Linked DNA regions of Mus musculus: region 1 is linked to region 2. A link is a loop called in an ENCODE intact Hi-C map of the cell type or tissue named here. Cell type or tissue: left cerebral cortex. All regions are shown on one strand. Each heading gives the region's core, and the rest is flanking DNA. Links, peaks and the distances in the headings are about the cores only.

Evidence for each region. Peaks named below come from ENCODE experiments on the same cell type or tissue, not always from the same donor. Only the 100,000 strongest peaks of a DNase experiment are listed, where the experiment ranks them.
Region 1: it touches region 2 in a loop (24-fold over the local background); 2 of 42 quality-filtered maps call a loop at or near these places.

Annotation. Positions count from the first base shown.
Region 1 is chr7:117,912,739-117,923,199 of GRCm38, reverse strand. No RefSeq gene overlaps it. Among named protein-coding and RNA genes, the nearest start is that of Gm34822, 67 kb to the right of the region's middle. In left cerebral cortex, for the core only: no CTCF peak of the experiment used is centred there; DNase peaks (open chromatin) are centred at 1,500, 4,810 and 6,386; H3K27ac peaks cover 2,469 bases.
Region 2 is chr7:117,667,013-117,677,410 of GRCm38, reverse strand. Xylt1 (xylosyltransferase 1) reads right to left here. Exons shown (of 12, transcript NM_175645.3): 12 at 9,781-10,111. The coding sequence ends at 9,789. Among named protein-coding and RNA genes, the nearest start is that of Gm34762, 87 kb to the left of the region's middle. In left cerebral cortex, for the core only: no CTCF peak of the experiment used is centred there; DNase peaks (open chromatin) are centred at 5,079, 5,666 and 9,054; H3K27ac peaks cover 1,309 bases.

The DNA of each region.
Region 1 (10,461 bases), core at 1,307-9,306, 250 kb before region 2:
AGTTGGGCCTCTGGTATCTCCACAACTTCATAGCAAGTCAAGAGAAAAAGATGGGTGACTGTCTTTAGATTCATGTTCTAAGACAGGTAGGCAGATCTCTATGAGTTTGAGGCTAGCCTGGTCTATGCAACGAGTTCCAGGACAGTCAAGGCTGTCACACAGAGAAACTCTGTTTCTAAGAACAAAGACAAAAATCAAAACAAAACAAACAAACAACAACAACAACAACTAAAAAAGAAAGGGAAGGAATGAGGGAGAGGGAGAGGGAGAGGGAGAGGGAGAGGGAGAGGGAGAGGGAGAGGGAGAGGGAGAGGGAGAGAGAGAGGGAGAGGGGGGAATCTTTTTGTATAGATAAAGTTCTAAGGACCATAGAAGACAAGAGCATGCACTATCGCACACAGCAGGGCTGTTGGAGCCTCCACTGACTCCCAGTTTCTGTAGATAGAGCTCATTTCCTGTGCACTTCTCCCTGTCAGGAATCAGTAACTCAGTGAGTGGAAGAAATTACATCAGATGGCAATAAGACCACAAGCTCAGGGCACTGTCTTTGGTGCCAACATGCCCCAGGGTAGGCACACCTAAGGCACTTGAATTGGAAGGCTTGGTGGCCTCTCCAGTTCTGTGCTTTCCATATATGAACAGCAAACTCAAAGGCAGGGGCCACAGCCCAGGAATGAGTAGCCTGGGGTTGAGCACCCTCAGCAGGTGGCTCTTCAAGCTGCTTTTCTCCACACTTAGCACCCCAAAGCCCACATGCCTGAGTCAGCCAGCACACAGTGTGAATCCCCAGGGCACAGGGATATGCCAGATTGGAGGGCACAGCTGTCTTGGGTTGAGAGGAGATGGGGCTTGTAGAGGAGATGGTAGAGAAAAAGAGGGAAAGATAAATATAGAGGAAGATGCTCTGAGCCATGTAGATTCAAGTCTTGGCTTTATTCCTTGGCATTAAAGAAATAATTAGAAAAACCCACACAGTGTTTTAACACGACTTCTATTTTAACTAAAATTATAGCTCTTTAAAATTCTTTCTCCTACTCTCTCTTTCTCTCTGTCTCTCTATTTCTGTCTATCTCTGTCTGTCTCTTTGTCTCTGTCTCTCTGTCTCTTTGTCTTTGTGTTTCCTGTCTCTGTGTTTCTCTGTCTTTCTGCCTTTGTCTCTCTGTCTCTGTCTGTCTGTCTCTCTCTCAATTTGTCTCTCTGTCTATCTATCTATGTCTCTCTGTCTCTCTCTATTTCTCTGTCTCTGTCTGTCTGTCTCTCTGTTTGTATCTCTCTGTCTCTGTCTTTCTCTGTTTGCATGTGTGCATGTGTGCCCAGGCTGGGATTGCAGCCCCATGCCAGTATACCATTCCTGACTTTTTATGTGGTTGGTGCTGGGAAGCCAAATCACGTCTTTGTGTTTGCAAAGCGAGCACTTTACAGATGACACAGTCCCCAGTGTCACAGTTATAATATCCTGTGTTAGGAACACCCTTGCATCCTCATATAATGTCATGAGGGAGATGCAACTGTTGCCCACCTTCACAGATGAGGTAACTGATGTCCCATTCTGCACACACGTTCTGACTTCTTTGCTCACGTTTCATAGTTAGTATACTGTCCTGTCCACCTCAGTCTCACGTTACAGATAAAACTCACTGGGTGTGGGTGTGATCATCTGCCTGATGGTACATCACCAGGAAGTTGCTGAGTAGAGATTGGAACTCAGATCTGCCTACTTCAGTTTCTCTGCTCTTACTTCCATGCCTTGGGTGAGGGTTTTCAGAAGCAAGTTCTTGCCAAAGATCTCATACGTGGGTGGGTTATAATTTATCAAGTAAGGAAAATGGACTGGTGAGGATCAATTCCCAAAGGTGTCCTCTGACCTCCACATGCATGTTATGGCCCATGCACACACACCATATACACATAATAATAAATGAAATTTGAAGCAACACAAAGGGACACTAAAAGCACTAAGAGAGATGTTCAGTGAGAACTCATTAAGATGGGGCCAGTGAGGTGGCTCAGCAGGCAAAGGCACGGGAACCTGACGACTTGAGTTCAGTCCCTGGAACCCACGGTGAAAGGAGAGAACCGACTCTCACAAACTGTTTTCTCATCCCCCAACATGTAATATAGCATGTATGCACCTGTGTTCATACATACATGTACATAAATATCATATAAAATGAAAAATAAAAGAATGAAATGGTTGAGATGGCTCAAGAGTCCACCTATGGACAAATGAGTAAAGAAAATCTCTCTCTCTCTCTCTCTCTCTCTCTCTCTCTCTCACACACACACACACACACACACACATACACACACACATGCACACATACAAATCGAGTGCTATTCAGCTATAAAATAATTAAATTTGTCATTTGAAGTAACATAGATAGACTACAAGTTAGAATGTTGAGTGAAATAGAATAAAACACAAGCTGTAAATTCACCTCTCTGTGGGATCCTAAGATTAGGGAGCAGAGGCTGAGAGGAGCCTGCAAGAGAGGACACTGGGGCAGAGGAGGCTGGGGGTAGAGGAAGCTGAGGGAGAGGAGGCTGGGGCAGAGGAGGCTGAGGCCGAAGAGGCTTGGGAGAGAGGACACTGGGGATAGAGGATGCTGGGGGAGAGAAGGCTGAGGGAGAGGAGGCTGGGGAAGAGATGGCTGGGATGGAATAAGATTAGGGAGGGGAGGATGGGGAGAGATGGGTGATTGCAGAAGATATGGCCAAGTAATGGGAGTGAGCTCTGTGTTGTAACAGAGGCTGAAGATGTCCTGCCATGTTGTGCCTTTCAATACCAAGTGACTAGAATGCTCCCACCACAGAGAAATGATAGACATTTGGAATGGTAGATGAGCTAACTCCCCCCCCCCCCATGTTGCTGCTCACATGATACATGTGTGCAAAGATGTCACAGTGTACCCCAGAAAGATGTTGATCAAACACTAAATTTAAAGACTGGCTAAAACAATAAATACTTGGGGAAGAGATGGCACGGCTTTGGGAAAGGCTCTTGCTGCACAAGTCTGATGTCCTAAGTTCCATCTGCAGAACCCATGGAAAGGAAGGAGAGAATGGATTCCATAAGTTGCCTTCCTGCCTCCACATACATCATGGCACACACCGTACACACAACAGAAAAAATTAAAAGTTGGTGTTTAGTACATATATTGACCACAATTTAAACTTTAAGAGATAAGAGCACTAGAGATTCCCCCTTGGGAGTGAGCAATGCACCCTCATCTATTTCTTAGATGCAGACTTTCCAGCCTCCATTGACAGTTCTTTCCCCAACCTTGTGACTTCGGTATGTTCACATGGAACCTATTGCCTTCTGCAGCTTTCTGTTCCTTGTGCTTCTCCCTCACACCTTGTATCTCTAGTCAAGTCATCCATCCTTAGAGGAAAGACCTAGGATTGCCTTTAGTTTCCTGGATGGTCCCTCAGAGACCTAACAGGATCTGTACTACGTAAATGTGTACATGAAAGGAGTGAGCAGGGAAGCCTGCTGCAATCTCAGTACTAATCTTAGTTGACACCACAAGGTGCTCTGATCCTCAAGGGTCAGGTCTTTATGCCCTGACATTGAACATGGGTACCACTTGCTGAGTATGGTCTCAGGTGAGGCATCTGTCTTTTGCTAAGGATGGTTCCCAGAGATTCAACCAAGTGAGAGCTATTGGCCACTTGCTTGCTCAGCCAGCCCAACTTCCATCCTGAGGGGAGGGTATTCCAAAGCATCACCAATTGATGGGACCAGCACTGTCTGGTACAGCAGCCCATAGGGCTACCTCAGCTGCTCTTTATCCTCACAGTTCCATCAAAGGGGGATCAGTATATCCCTGGTCCTATCAGATGCAGTTGTGGCTTCAAATCCTATGATCCAGAGCAGAGCGACTGTGTACAAAGCCAGTTCAAGACTTTGCTCAGAGTCAACTGGAGGCATTGTGGAATCCTGAAGCACCCATGGATTCGTTACAATAGCCATGATGCCTCCAGCCTTTCTGTGTAAACCTTCTTACTCAAGACCCATTGACCCAGTTAAGAGCTCATCTTCAGGTGGCATGATCATTTCCTCTCCTCCACACAGCAGTTCCTCTTGGTGTGTTATCCAATTTTAAAAGATAGTAATCAGACACTGGGAAAGAGGCCCTGGAGAGGAGTTAGGTCAATTGAGTCAACCAGTATGTCATGCATGCTCCCCCATTCTTAAGCCTTCTTGTAAACAACAATTATTATTATTTTGCCTGCTAAGTCTAGGTCTCTCTTTTCTCTCTACAAGTTTCCTCCATGAGAAAGCAGAGATGAAGACACCCATATGCTGCATGATACCAACATAACTATATTAGCCAAACCCCCCTCTATCCCTGGTACAGCAAAGACCTGGCTGGCAGAGATCCATGGTGTGGTACCCATCCTACCTTTCCCTTAACTGATTTCCAAATCCAGCTTCCCACGATGGTGCCTTGGCTAGCTTTCCAAAGTTCAGCCTCCCACCCTTAATTTAATGCTTCCAGGGGGCTGAGAACTTATGGTCCACCCACCAGTTGGCATCTGGATGGTTTTCTCATCCTGTTAATATCAACCCTTTGTATATTACATCGGAGCTGTCAAAAGCGAAGCATGCTTAGACTGTTCCAAGTCTGTCTGATAGAGAGTCCTCTCCTACTCCAGGACAGGCTGGGAATTTAGAGGCTCCAGATGTGGCCCAGATGAAGATTATCGGCCACAGGGCTCTCTCTGTTAGACCCAGAATGCAGAGGACCCTGGCTAGGAATAGCTCGTTGATGCTAAAAGCGGGCTGGATGATTCAGAGTCTGCTTCGTTTTGCCTGGACAGCTTTGTGATGAGTCTTGGAGAACATTCCCAGATCTTCCTATCAAAGCTGGGCTGAGAACTCTATTCTTGGAGCACATAACTTTCCCGCACTGCATTGGCAAACACATGTGAGTGAATTCGCACTATCCCTCTTGGACACGAGACAATTTTTGTTGTAACCAACACTGAAATAGAAGGTTATGAAAACTCAAACCACCTCGGTAGAGTTAGCTTTTGACAAGGTAGTGAAATATGAAGCGCAATTTATTTATTTTTTTTGTCCACATCTTATTTTTCCAAGTCAGTTTCTTTTATCTGACACTAATAACCCTCAAGTTAATGAAGTCACTTCAGGTAAGGCTAGCCTCCCATGCCTACTGGCTTAGCCTGCTGGTATAAGCAATGCTCCTTGAAATAAGTATGCAGGTGATTTAGGATCATGAGTTGGGTCTTCTCCTCACTGATACCCATGCGTTTCAGAAGTTCTTCACGTGGGCTACTCAAACCTCACTCAAATCTCACTCAAGCCTTTTCTTTTGAAATGGACCCCCTGCAATCACTGTTAGGTGGCTGTCCTCTGTACTTATGCTGATGTCTTTCAAGACATTGTTGAGTCCCTGACTGTGCAGTGAGCACACGGTGCACCTTGTTTTGCTTTGTATAGATGTCACAATCCCTTCTGGGTGTTGCTGCTGTGCCCCTTTGCTGCAGTGAAGAGTGCTTCACTGCCCAGCCTTGCATTCAGACCAACACCCGGGTGCTCAAGGCTGCTTGCTTTCCTCACGCCCAGTACCATTCAGCCAACCACAGATGTCTTTTCTTCTCGTCAAAACTCAAGCCATTGAATATATGGACCAGTCTAGCATCACAGGCCTCAGAGCTCACAGGCACTTAGACTGAGAGGTCACTGGGGCGCTGGAGATTTCCCTCTTGTCCTCACTGCTCAGAAGAGCCCATGTAATGATGAGAAGGGGCAGAAGATAGGCCCTGGTACGGGTGCTGAAGAGCAGCTCTGCTGACTCACCCTCATCCCGTCCATCAATCAAGTTCTTTAAGCTGCTCCATGGTATAAGCGGCACATGGTGGAGGGAATGGAACTAGGTCATGCCAAACCAGCAGCAGTAACAAAAATGATATCATAGGCAATAACAGAAAAACCAACTAGCAACAGATGGGAGGGACGCAGTCCAGTTTCACTTGGGAACTGTTAATAGCATGAACTGTTGGGGTCTTAGCTGGTCAAACCAAACCCAGTCCCAGTAGCCAAAACGTAACAAGAGTGGCACCATTGAGCCAGAAACACAAGCCAATCAGTTCTACTGTCCAGAAAAACAGTCCGTTTGAAAAGTGATGGCAGGGGTGGCAATTTCCAAACATCATCTCTACTCATCATCAAAACCTCTTTTGCTCAATGCTGCCGAGTAGACCAGAAGCTGGGAAGCGGATGAAATTTCCCTTCGCTTGTTGCTTTCTCTTATTAATGGACCGTTCTGGGGTCTGTTTATACTTTTTGCTTGCACAAAATCACAATGCTTTACACAAAGGGAGCAGATGGTACTGCAGGCTTGAGATCCGGCCGAATTGCATCTCATGTAAATGGTGCTAGCGGAGCCTTCCTTGTCTTAGATGTAAAGGAACTTGAATCTAATTGCGGGGTTGGTTGTTCCAATTCTGTGTAACTATGTGTTTCTTTGTCTGTGTTTTTCCTCTTCAAATTGAATGCTTCTCTTTGAGTGCCAGTCAAATACCTCCTTTGGGAATCTAAGCAGAGTAATGAAGACTGAGTTTTAAAGATGCGGTTTTGTGGGAGTGATGCTCCTAAAACCCAACCTTCCCTTCGGAGCCTCCTATCAAAGCTGTTGTATGAACTGGTTGTATGTGACTGCACAAGAACTGGGATTTGGGGTTCCTTTGACAGAGTTTTAATGATAGTATATTATTATAAGGTCCTGCACGTTGCAATTGTAAAGGCCGTGAGAGTTAGGCTGGAAAGTACATAGCACAAGGCTCAGCACTGATCAGGTCTAAATTAAATAAGTACCATGTCAGAGTATTTTACTGCTGTGAACAGACACCATGATGAAAGCAAGTCTTATAAAGGACAACATTTAATTGGGGCTGTCTTAAAGGTTCAGAGGTTCAGTCCATTATCATCAAGGTGTGAGTATGGCAGCATCCAGGCAGGCATGGTGCAGGTGGAGCTGAGAGCAGGTGAGCCTCTTCATCTGAAGGCTGCTAGCAGAATTACTGGCTTTCGGGCAGCTAGGAAAAAGCCCACACCCACAGTGACACACCTATTCCAACAAGGCCACACCTACTCCAACAGGGCCACACCCTCTAATAGTGCCACTCCCTGGGCAAAGCATATACAAACCATAACACTATTCTGACTCAGTTTCCTCATCTGTGGAGACCACCATGATACCCTATAAAGCTGTTGTGAGGAATTAGAACTGTCCTAGGATGTAGTAAATAATTCTTAGTCATTATCATCAGTATTATGTTTTCTTGCCCAGCTACAAATTCATTCTCATCTTCTACCCATTCCTCCACTCTGTCTGAGGCTCACTACTACTTCCAGGTCTTTGTCCTTCTCTGTCTCTGTCCTAAAGTGCATTCGTTCCTCTCAGAATGCTCATGGCTTGCTCCCGAGTCACCTCTCTTTTATAAGACATCCCTGATACTCCTCCCAGGGAGAGATGGGCAGTGAGTGAACTGCAAAGGAATAGGACAGAGTCCTTGAGACTGGACAGGACAGGAGGCTATGGAGATCCAGAGAATGCTTCTATGGCGTTCTGGGGAGGGGGTGGCAAGCCTCAGGGGTGCTGGTGGTGCCCCAAGGGGCCTAGGTGCCTTCCAACTGCCAGGTATTTCCAGGGTCATGTATGATGTGGAAATGGAAGATCTGCAAGAATGGGAGATGCCCCAAGCAAACAGAAATCAAGGATGCTTTATGGCACCCAGCTGTCTGAGGGTTTATGTTGCTGTGAGAAAACACCATGAATCCATTTATTACAGTTCCACAGCATGTCCGTCACCAAGAGAAGTCATGACAGGAACCTGGAGGCAGGAGCTAAAGCAGAGACCGTGGAGGGCTGCTTACTGGCTTGCTCTGCCTGCCTTCTCATAGCACCCAGGGTCACCAGTCCCTTGCTGTAGGTGGTACTACCCACTGTAAGCTGGGCTCTCTACATCAATCACCAAAACAGAAAATGCCATATAGCCTGGTCTAAAGGCCAGTCATTTGGAGGCATTTTCCCAATTAAGATTCATTCTTTCTAGGTGACCCTAGCTGTATCAAGTTTCCATAAAAACTAGCAGCACACCAGTGGGTTGATGTTTGGGCAGAAACTCTTTGATGCCTGTTGCAATATGAGAATCTATTTCCTCTGTAGCCATCAAGGTAGCAGAGGTGAAACTTCATGCTAGCTCCTGTGATGGAGATTCAGAGTTGAAGGGAAATTGAGCACATGATGTCAGCTTATAGCCATAAACTATAGAAAGTGAGGCTTCTCTCACCTCTGACTTTGGACTTAGGAATTGCACAAAAATACACAAATTTCAAAGTGTGTCCTTGGCAATGCAGAAGAACCCAGTTTCTACAGACTCCTTCTTTCCAAGCTGCTCTTCCCTGTATTGGCCCTACTTGACCTCAGTTTTCCTCCTAGTCTTTAGGGAACTGGAAGTAAGTTTTTTCTCAGACTCTCCTCTACTTGGAAGTTCTCTGTTGTCCACAAGACCTGGTCACTGGGGCATCTGCTTGCCTCTGTCCATGGAATGAAGGTCTTTCAGAGCAGTCATTTCTCATTCTCTACTATTGTGCTGCTGCTGGGATTCTCATCCTGGTCTTTCACAGTTACATAGCTCTGGCCACCGCATTGGGAGAGAGTGACATCTGTTGCTTTTCCCTACAGAGCTTTCATTCTCTGACATGCCAGCAATCTTGCCTGTCTCACTGGAGTGAGATCGTAGCAATGTCAGCTTGTCCTGGGGTAATTAACATTCATCCAGCTCCCTTTACTTTCTCTACCAAAGGCTGGGACAAACCTTGAACAAGAAACAAACTTCTGCTGTTAAAGAAGAGTGAGATTTTTAGGTCTGTTTCACAGCCCTGCTGACCCCTATCTTGATTGACTCCCACATCCAGCCCCTTATAGACACTGCTTCCAAGCTTTTGAAACCAAAAGAAACCCCCCAACCAGCAGCTTCAGCGTATCTTTACAGACAAAATATTTTGTCTTGAAAAACATGTCGAGAGGGAAAGAGGATACTGCTATATTTAGAGCAGGAAGCAAATGCACTGTTTTGGTGTTCCTGTAGATAAACACTCTCAAAAAACACGTTCAAACTGCTCCAACTACTGCCTGGTTGGAAATGTCAACTCACCACACAAGTTAACTGTTTCCTTTTGCGTGTTGTGTGACTGTTTTCAGTTGTTTTGTTACAGAGAACTGTGTTTGTTCAAATTCACAGGATTAGCACACCAGACAAGAACATAATGAAGACAGTAATCCGGGTCTTTAGCTTCCACCTTGCCTCTTGTTAACTTGAGTGTTACCTGGCTTTGCGACATTGGAGAATGTTCCTGGAGTCTCTCTCGCTGTCACAGCCTCCAGAGCTTTTACAGACTTTGCACATGTGCCTCCCCGTGAGTTGCCACTATGTCACCATCGATCATCTGCTCTGTCTCTTCGCTCCCTTGGTTACATATTTTCCGTCCTGGGATGTGTTTCTCTGACTATGCCTTTCCATTTGGGTTTGTTACCTCACTTCAGAATCCCTGGAAAGTCCAGTGGTAGGACATTTGTTTGTAAAATGGTTAATTTTGACTGTTGATGAGACTTAGAATCACTGTGGAAACAAATCTCTTGGCATGCCTGTGAGGGATTATCCGGATTAAGTTAATTGAGATAGGAAGACACCTCTTGAATGTGGGCAGCTCTATTCTATGGGCAGATCCTAGACTGGGCAGGAAGGGGAAAGGGACTTGGTACCAGCACTCACTGCTCTCTCTCTCTCCCCAGGCTGGGGATGCAACATGTTCAGCTGACTCATATGCCTGACGCCAAAACAAGTCCTTCCTGATTTACATTGCTTTTATAGACATTTTTTCTCCCAGCAACAGGCAAAGTAACAAAGTAACCAACACACTTAGTGTAGATGAAGCTCTAGAAAATAAAGGAGGGATAGAGGGATGGATGAAGGGAGGGGGCTGACAGAGAGAGAGAGAGAGAGAGAGAGAGAGAGAGACAAAGAGATACTGGTTTTAAAGTTGCATTGGCTTGGAGAGTTGAAAGAAACACTTCTACATATTTTACTTAAGAAATTACAGAGTGTTAATGGTCTGTATTGGGGGAAGTTGCTGCTAGAGATTATAGAGAACAGGGAATTTCCTGCTCCAAAACCTTCACGATCACCATCACTATTAAACATTTAAGAGAACATTCCTCCCAAAGACACAAATGCTCATTTTTCCCCTCTATTTTCCTTTAAACAGGAGTCTTAAAACTTTTCATTGGTACTTTCACAGTTGATGGAGGGAATAATGGATTTGACATTATACCAGCTAAATGTGAGACTTGGGCAGAGTCACGAGACTTCACATTGAGTTCTTGGGACATCTAGATGAGATCATGTCTGGGAACAGCTCTCACA
Region 2 (10,398 bases), core at 2,399-10,398:
GGCTTCCTGTGGATGCCTTGGCCTTGAACCCCAGAGCTTAATGCTGCTATTTCCCACAGGCTCAAGCTTCAATAAATTATTTACTGATTAAACTTCTGTGCAGGTCCAGTGACGGCTCAGCAGGTAAAAGCACTGTTGTGTGTCCTAGTTTGTCTTCTGTTCCTGTGATGAGTACTATGACCAAAAGCAACTTGGGAAGGAATAGGTTTGCTTTGGCTAGTAGGCCATAGCCCATCATGGAATGAAGTCAGAGCAGGAGATGGAGCAGAGACCATGGAGGAATTTTGCTTACTCATTTGTTCCTTCTGACTTTCTTTCTTTCTTTCTTTCTTTCTTTCTTTCTTTCTTTCTTTCTTTCTTTCTTTCTTTCTTTCTTTCTTTCTTTCTTTCTTTCTTTCTTCCTTCCTTCCTTCCTTCCTTCCTTCCTTCCTTCCTTCCTTCCTTTCTTTCTTTCTTTCTTTCTTTCTTTCTTTCTTTCTTTCTTTCTTTCTTTCTTTCTGAGCCAGGGTTTCTCTGTGTAGCCTTGGCTGTCCTGGAACTCACTTTGTAGACCAGGCTGGCCTCGAAATCAGAGACCCACCTGCCTCTGCTTCCAAAGTGCTGGGAATAAAGGCGTGCACCACCACGCCCGGCAGTCCTTCTGACTTTCATAGCTAGCTCTCTTATACAACTTAGGCCCATATGTCTAGAGATGGTCCTGCCCACAGTGGTCTGGGCCCTCCTATACCAATTAACAAAATCAAGAAAATGCTGTCACCACATGCCCATATGTCCACATGCCAATTTGGTGGAGGCAATACCTCAATTGAGATTCACTCTTCTCAGGTGTGTCTAGTTGAGGAGCAAATTTACCAATGATACTATGAATGCCTGACTACTGAGTCTGTTCCTCCAACCAATGTAAAAAGGCCAGATGCATTCCCATTCCCATGAGTAACCCCTCATCCATACTCTGAGGGACTCATCCTCATCCACGATTCTATACGTAGATGCTCACTCCTGATCCTGGAGCCATCCCTAGTTAACTCATTGCTTTACCAAACTGAATTGGATAGAATCATTCCATTGGTTTGTCATCACCTTCTCTCTCTGAGATGACACAGACACACATATACAGACATATAGACACAGACACATAGATTCAGAAACCCAGACATGTACAGACACAGACACACAAAGAAACACAGACACACAGAGACACAGAAATATAGACACAGACAAACAGGCACACAGAAACACAGACACACACATCAGAGAGAGACATAGACACACACAGACATACAAACACAGACCATACACAGACACACAGACACATACAGACACAGTTAGATACAGACATAGACACACAGAAACATACAGACACACTTAGATACAGACATAGACACACAGACACAACAGATATATAGAGCCCTCAGAAAAAGGTCACAGAGCTCTACAGGAGCCATGGCTCCTCCCACTGGAAGTATGGGTGTGGTAAAGCACTGAGTTCACCAGGATTTTTACCTGTTAACACCTGGGAATACCAAAGGGTTGGCTGCTAAGGCAGAACTTTATGCTCCAGTTCCAATTGGGGCATTCTTCCAAGTCTGATATTTAAGTCTCTCCTATATGTTGGGGCTTTAATAGACATTCACTTTTATTTAAGAAATGGTTCCAGTAAATAAAACTCCACTTATGCTCATGCAAACAACCAGAAATGAACTCAGCAGGCCACTAACAAGAGACATCAGTGTGAGAAAACAAGTTGGGAGAGGAAAGAGGACTATAGAGGGCGATGGGAGTGGTGGAAAGGACCCGAACCAAACTGATTACGTCCATATGTGAACAAACAACACTGTCAAAGAACAGAAAGGGAAACAAAGAAAGGAAGGAAGGAAGGAAGGGAGAGAGAGAGAGAGAGAGAGAGAGAGAGAGAAAGGCCTTTTCAACTATTAGTGAGATAGATTTAAATAAAGTCCTGCTATTCTCTATGTCCCAGGAGGGATGGGGTATTTACCACATTCCTGAATTTGAAGGAACCTCTGCTCAAATAAATGAGGTATGAAAGAAATTCCAAGCAGCCTTCAATGCCATGTTCTAAGAAACCTCATTATTAGAGGTGAAAATGAAGGTTTACTTTCTATTAACCCATGTTTTGACAAGTATCATCAATCAAATGATGAATGTCAACATAGTATTTTGGACAAATGACCTCATGTCTGTAGTATTAATTAAGAAAAATGGGCTCACTTGCTTGTTCATTCATGAAATTGTCACAAAGTGTCTATTTTATGGACCCCCTGTGCTTAAATACCAGAAACAGCCGACTAAACAACCAAGGCGCCCATGACCCTTGCTCTTACAGAGATGTTGGAACTTTGCTCTTTCTTTGCTACTAGGCCTATTTTTGAGAAGTTACCCCTGGATGAAGTTGGCATCAAGAAAAAGTGGAAAACGCTTGGCAAATGCATCATGCTGTGTCCATTCGTCTTCAGCAGTGTGCAGTTGCCCACCCTCTTTCCCAAGTCCAGGTCAGGGAGGCTGATGCTGGTGCAGCTCTCTCTGGGTTTACCCAGTGCCTGTTTAATGAGAAAACTGCCAGCAGGTTTTGTTCTTGCTGCTAACATTTGAATCTCATGCTATTCTTTGCCTGTAAAGACTCCAAAGGCTGAGTCGGAGGGATCGCCACAACACATCCAGATAGGCATTCCCAGCCTTTGGCCATGGCTTTCAGAAACTTCATATGAGCATCATAAAAGTGGATGGTCTGGTCTCTGGGACTTGCTCATGTTTCTGGACATGATTATGAATGGCTTCAGCCATGTATCTCTCTATAGCTTTGCCTATAGAATGAAGAAGCTATGACTTGGTTTTCTAGTGCTTGATGGATTTGAGATACTATTAGCTGCTACAAGCAAATTGCATTAAAATGTTTCAGGGGCTGATGGAAGTCTAGATGGATCTATCTGTGAATCTTGTTGATCAACCATCTGAGCTGAATCACTGAACTCTAGGTTCCATGAGAGATCCTGCCTCAAAAACTGTGGAAAGCAATCGATGAAGACATCTAATGTCAATTTCTGATCTATGCTTTCCTCCATGTATACCCACATGAACACGTACATATACCCCCTACCCTACCCCCACAGGTTTCTTTTCCTGTCATTGTCAAGAGAGGTGACTTAGGCCAAGTGAAATTTCATGTCCATCCAGGGTCTAGGCTCCTTCTGTGTTGTGGCTCTGCCCTCTTTAATATTGCTGTGATATCTCCTAAAAAAACACTAGTTCAAAGCATCTGAGCTGAACAGTGAATGGTGGAGCCACTGGGGCTCCTGGGAGGTCAGATGGGACAGGGTTAGACCTATCATAAGCCCATTTCATTGATGTCAGCATCTCATTGATTGACAGTTGGCCATGTAGTCACAGGGAAGTGTAAAGGCCATCTAGGGAATGTAGACCAGTTGTGTGCTGAAGTGGGCAAGATGCCAGGCTTGCTCCATGTCCATCTAGGACCTAGATTCTAGGCAGATATTAAAAACTTCTATTTTACAGGACAGCCTCTCACCCCTTTTCTCTGCAAAGAGGTGTTTAAACTTATATTGAAAATTATATTCTTTTGCTCTAGCTAGAGGAAACTCTTCCAGAGGGTGCTATAATTATCTTCTGGGGAGATAACAGTAGCCCTTAAGGGAGGTGTGCCCTCATGTCCCAACTCCTGTCTATGGCCTCAGGATCCTTCCAGTTAGTGTCAACTTTCAAGATTACTCCAGCTGAGATGGCACAGGGTGTGGAAGAGAAGGGAAGGGTATGTGAAGGTGTTGAAATTGCTAAAAAGTAACCATAAAATGAGATTTCATAGAGACATTTTTTTTTTATTTTAAAATTCTGCATCTGAAAACACAGTATGGCAGAAAGCGTCTATGTACACCTGTGGTGTTTTTGGTATAATACAGTATTTAATAATCCACTGTTTTCTGCAAAAAAAAAAAAAAAGTTGCTTTGTTGGACAGAAACAAATTCCCCTAGACAGAAATACAGCTAAGGCACAATTTTGTTGTTGTTTTCTGCTAAAATCAAAAGACAGGAAAGAGGCAGATATGGGCGGTAACACAGTTGTCTGCGAGAACGGGACTGGATGGCAAGTCTTCAGATGATTAGAACTTTCATTATTGGTCAATTTCAGATAGTTTAATATCTCTTAAAATACTTACTCCTTTAAATAAATAGCAAAATATCTACATCTTTCAGTGTGTGCCATGTGAACTCTCTCTTATTTTTTTAAACTTTTATTTACAGATTCTCTCTTTTTTAAAATCAATACATTACAAAATATTTCTGTACAGTTTTATGCATATTATGATCTATAACAAAATAGTTATTTTTAAAAACTATATCACCACATATCTTTGAAAACAAAGAAGGAGGCAGTAATGACTTATCTCCAGGCCTCTAAAAACAAACATCAAGACAAATGCTACAGATGACATGAGGAGCCTCTCTCTTTTTTCCTTTAAAAGTAAAGATCGATGGATAAAGACAATTATGCCCAATACCAGCGAACTTCCTATGAAAACCCTGGGGTTGTCTTTGGCTTCCATCAGCACTGGAGTGATGGAAGGGGATTCTAGGTGGAGTCTGAAGGACAGAGTGGACCACCCCTTCAAGAACGTGACCTATCCACTGGGAATACTCCATGCTGTCACTTTCCAGGCAAGAAAGATGAAGCGATACACGGAGAAACACTCCTGATTCATCCTTAAATGAAGTACCTAAAGTCACTGGGTCCCGAGGGAAGGGGAGACTGAAGCTGTAGTGAACATCTGCTGGTGGTGCCAGCCAGTGCCACGGCAACACGGAGAGTGCTCAGAACTGCGCGAGCAGCCAAGACTTCATTTTGCCCATAGGAAAAAATATGAGAACATTTTTTCTTAAAGATGACATTTAAGTCATTCCTAGTGCATCTGCAGACTACAGATTGGCAGTCCCTTTGCTCAGGAGGCCGCCACACACCCAGGCTTCAAGATGTTCTCTCTTCTGTGATGGTGGGGGAAATTAGAGGGGGAGGATGCCAGCTTTCCAAAAATAATTTTAAGGCCACATTTCAAAACGGAGAAACCTAAGGCTTTTTAGAGGGGTGGGGATGAAGGTGGGAGGTAGGAGAAAAATGCAGAAAGGAGAAGACGGTGCTGTGATGGGGGAGGTGAGATGGGGTGCCTGCTTCCTGGTGATGTCTGCAGGCTGAAGCTGTGAGAATATTCCTAGCCAAGTGAGGGGAGGAGAGAGGCCACTTTCTCCCAGTGTGGGGGCTTGGCAAGAACAGAACCAAAGACAACAGGAGGGACATACACAGGTGGTGGGTGACAACCCTCCTCGGTCTTAAGAGGTCCTTGTTCATAAGGTTAAAAAAATAACACACACACACACACACACACACACACACACACACACACACACGCTTGTAAGTAAAAGGGAAAGAAAAAGAGGGAGTCAGACTGAGGGAGAGGGACGGAGGGGGAAAGAGAGAGGGAGAGAGAGAGAGAGAGAGGGAGAGAGAGAGAGGGATTTGCATAGATTGTACATTCAGCTTCAGCATGGGTAACACCTTCATTCCGCCCCACCCCCAGGTAAACTTCTCAGCAGACATTGAGGTAGTGCCTGGGTTGACCCTTGGGCAAAGTAAGGTAACTGAGGCAGAAGCAAAGAAGACTACTTAAGCTAGCACAGCCCCTTGTGGTTTCTGAAGAACCTTCCAGCACAGTGGCAGCATGCGGACTCTGGAGTGGGACCTAGTACTCCCCAGCCTCATCTTAAGGATGGCACCATTGCCATCTCGGCTTGGTTTGATGGAATGCCCGAAGGTGGAGGCCTGAGCAGATTCAAACCTCAGACCCCAGGTCACACTCTTTCCTCGTCAGCACAGGCCAGGGAAGTGAATGAGCCAGCCCTCCTGCAGAAGACAGGTTTTCTCAGGAGGGAACTACTAAGCAGAAACCTGGAGTCTTATAGTTTAATGTGAGCTGTTCTTTTTGCACTCTTAACTCTGGCTTTCCATGACTCCTTACCCCTAAATTCTTTCCCTCATTTCAACCCACCTTTCCAGAAAGAGGATTTTGCCTAAGCACAACCATGAAGCTACTTTTCTGCCCGCATCTTTAAAAATAAATAAATAAAATTAAAATAATAGTAGCCAATATTGAACAACTAGATTTCCTATTAAACAAAACAAACAAAAACAATAAACAAACAAACAAAAACAAACAGGAGCTGGATATATTTGGCTTCCCTTATTAGCTTAAAGAGTCCACTGCAATGAGTTTTGCTTTCTTGCTTGCTGTAATAAGCTGGGAGCTGAGCCACAGCTGCCTTTATTACCAGAGGATTCATGTGCGTGCCAGTAAGACCACACTCCCCACCACTCCCTTTTGTCTTTCACCTGTGGTTTTACCCATCTATGCTTGTGTCCCGGACCTCATTATGCTTTTATGGCCCCCGCGGTAGAGTTTCTCTGGTCTGGCAAGCCTTCTCTGCATGCTCAAGCTCACAAGGTTGACACTGGTTTCAAGCCTATTCTCAATGCTCTCAGGAACTGCTGATCCGAACCCTCATGAACTCGGTGGTAAATGGTTTCTTCTTCATACTCTACACTTTGTGGCCATTGATTGCTCTTCTCTGTTATGGAGTGTCTTGGGAGAGAGGTTACAGTTTCAATGAACATCCTCTTATCTATCGGAAAACTAGACAACCAGAAGGGGTTATGCTCTGTAAATACCCAGACTACATCCAAAGTAGCAACAAACCCCTTAGGGGTGTTTGCACATGTGCTTGTGCGTGTGTGTGTATGAGTGCCTGTGTGTGTGTTTGTGTGGCTGTGTTCATACCCTCTAAACTTAATCTCAGTTTAAAAAGTTAAACCAATAATGAGAAATGAAACCAGGAGGCCCCTGATCTCCACCAGAAAGTCACCTGGGGAACAGAAAAAGAACTTCATTGTTAAAGCCAAGGGGCACTGGGAGTTGCTCCCTTCCCTCTCAGAGACTTACACAGCCTGCACAGCCTGGGAAGTTGGCTTTGGGAGCCATAGTTACCAAATGGCATGGAGAGGTGCCATCTCAAATACTTCTTCCCATAAGGGACCTGGTCAGCGTTAAACCCAGGCTTCTTGCTTCTGCAGGCTGCAGACTTTAAGGTTCCCGGAGATGATGGTTCTGTGTTTTCAAAACTCTTGGGCAGCCACCTCCCAAGGCTGTTGTTTCACCAATAGCCTCCAACAAATACATGGTTTTCAGGCAGGAGAACACCAAGAAATAAGGAGTTATGCCATTTTCCATAGGAAAACATATTTTCTTAAATTATGCTGAACTTCTTTTAAATTCTCCATTTTTTTGTTTTTGTTTGTTTGTTTTTACTAAAAGAAAAATTATTCTCTGGGTCAAAAACCAGAGGAAACAAATATCCTCAAATTACTTGTGGTGAATAAAGAGGGAGAGGAGTGTCTTCAGAGGAAGTAGGCTCTGCCATTTCCAAGTGCATTCCAGTATGAAAAATGTCATTGAGTGTCACTGGGTCTAGACAGACCCTGTCTCAGAGTCTGTGGATCCCAGGGACCTTCCAGGACAGAATACACAAATCTTTAAAACAAGAGAGGTCAAGGGGGAACTCAAAGAGGTTCCATAGTCCCAGAGAAGCTTTGACCAAGGCAAAGGCTCGGGGTATTGAGAGAATGGGGCACTGGGCTCACAGTTCCCATGGGTTAGTAAAAGCAATGTAAATCCTGTGGGTTTTTAGAGGAAGACACTGAAGGCTCCCCCACCAGCACAGACAGTAGCTACCTCCTGAGCTCTCCTTTGGGTCTGACCCCCATTCCTCCTCCTAAGATCAATCATTCTTGGAAGGAGCCTGTCTTCCTCTGCTAGTGATAGCTTGTGCTCATGGTTAAACTGGGTAGATCTATAGTTCTAGACTTGGCACACTTCTCCGACCCCAAGCCATGAGCCCATCGCATCCTCGTCCATAGGTCAGCGGTCAGGGTAAAGAGAGAACTCAGGCATTGTAACACTTTTGAATATAGAGGGACAGGTGAGACCAGCATCCTGGGTAAGCAAAGAGGAGGTTCCAGCCATCCAAATGGGTCTACTTCCTGAGAGTGGGAGCACTGGTTGAAACTGTGCAGGATGTAGGGTGGACACTGAGAGACAGATAGAGAGAGGATGAGGGAGAAAGGCAGGCAGACCAGGGAAAGGGAGGGGTGGGGGAGCCTTTTGTGAATAAAGGCAATTTCAGTTAGTAAGATAACATAATTGACAAGCTGCAAAAACAGCACCTACTAATTAGTCATTGACTAAAACATATAAATAATAAATATCAAGGGTCCCTTCTCTATGCCCGCCATGTTAGATGGGGAAAGGGCTGTGCAGTCGACACATCAAGGTGGACTTCAGTACCTTATCCATGCTGGGAGAGACACAAGAATGGATGAAACTTTTCCTAGAGAACTCTCATTTGGGAGACTCCAGGAGGAAGGGGTGCTCTTCCTCAGTGCCCCTTGAATACACATGGCAAGAAGACCCTTGGGTTTCTGGTAACTCAAGCAATATGAATAACACTATTTTCTGAACTACCTTCCCACTGTTGAAACTTAACTTTATTCTCCTGTGGTATGGCCAGGCTGAGCCTGTGGGCACCCTGGCGAGGAAGGATATGAAATTAAGGACCCAATCTGAAATGTTTGTTCCTGCGTGGGAGAAGTCTGATCCATGCAGTTTGGTCACAGCCAACAGCACCAAGGGCACAGTTCACAAAGGTCTGGGGCGCCTGACCTCAGAATATAAGGGGTGTTACTGTGCAGCTGTCCAGGTCAGAAGCCTGGGTCCACATAATCCCCTTTGAGATTCAGAGCCCCGGTTCGGCACCGCTCCCACTTTCAAGTACCGAAGAGGCCACAGTAGCTGTCTCCTAGCCCAGGGGCACGAAGGAGAATTGAAGCTCAGGCTCTGTAATGCTTTACCCTGTTCCTGTTACCATTTGTGACAGCCTTGGAAGAGGCTGATCAGGACAGATGGCAAGTTGGCAGTCACATGTCTGGGGACCTTGGCTGCTTCACATCGAAAGGCTATCCTGAACCTCTGGTTTTCAGAGAAAACAGCTTACAGAGTGGCAACAGGAACCTTGGAAGCCTCCCCTGTCTCCGCCTCCCTGGGAAGGCCGGGAGCAGGGCTTCTAGCAGCTCGATACTTTTAGCACGGGCACAGGGTTTCCCAGCCACAGAAACTAAGAGATAAATGGAAGGGCTGGGATGGCGATCCCACCCTGGGTCAGGGCAGTGCTTGTCAAACTGGCTTAAACAGAGCCCTTGGGTTCAGAAGAGGTACCTTAGAGATGCCCTTGGCAAAGGACTACCTGGAGGGCTGAGTTTTGAGAAGGAACCTCACACAACCTCAGCTTCAACCAGAGCAGCCTGGACTTCATCTTGGTCTTGCACTTCCACCCCGACCGTGCCGAGTCAACAAAGTTCTGCCGCTCAAAATAAAAGTTTAAAACTCACTTGTAGGGGTGCAGGCCATCGGAGGGGGAGAACAGGAGCCTGCAGGACTGAGCGACAACTGGTAGAGGGAGACCACTGTAGCTCCGGGACTGGGTCACCTAGCCCAGAGACCAGCTTCACAAATACAGGCTGACTTCTCTCTGGCCTCCAAACCCTCTCTCTCCACTGTCCTACAGTCGGCCGAGGTCCTTATACAAAAGGAATTCCCCCTCCCTCATATAAGATCAGGGGCCAGGGTTGAGGCTGCATCGGTCCCCTGTGGCCAGTGCTACCTGAGCCGTCCGTCAGGTTTGACTGCACCCAGCTCTGACTTGGGATCAGGGCTGAAGGAACTCCAGGCTGTTTGGCTGCAGGTCTGCATGACTGGGCAGGCGGTGGGGCCTGTGGTGCAGATGTCCATGGCAGTCCAAGTCCCACCCACCAGCGAGTCCAGCCAGGCTTCTAGCGCTGTCCCGGTGAAGGCTGCATTCTTCCGGGCCTGTTCGACTTGGGCAGGATTGATGTGCAGGCTGAGGACTGGGTTCAGGCTCTGGAAACTCTGCTCCATGTAGGCACTGCGAGGTGGCCCATTGTGCAGCTTCAAAGCCTCCTCTGAAAGCCAAAGGGAACACCGATGTGTTTAGAAGAGTCGCCAACCAGGCATCTACTTACTGTGAACCAGAGCCGCGGTGCACACTGGGCATCAGCTCACTGAATTCACATGACGGTCTCATGTGTGCAAGGCATGGCACACTTACTTACTGACACATACTTATGGATCATCTTCAGTGGTCCAGACATTTATTGATTCAACAAGACATTCTTTAAAGATGTATGTATTATTCTTAAGTGTTTTCTTTATCTCTGTGTGTATGTTTGTGTGTGTGCAATTGTGAATA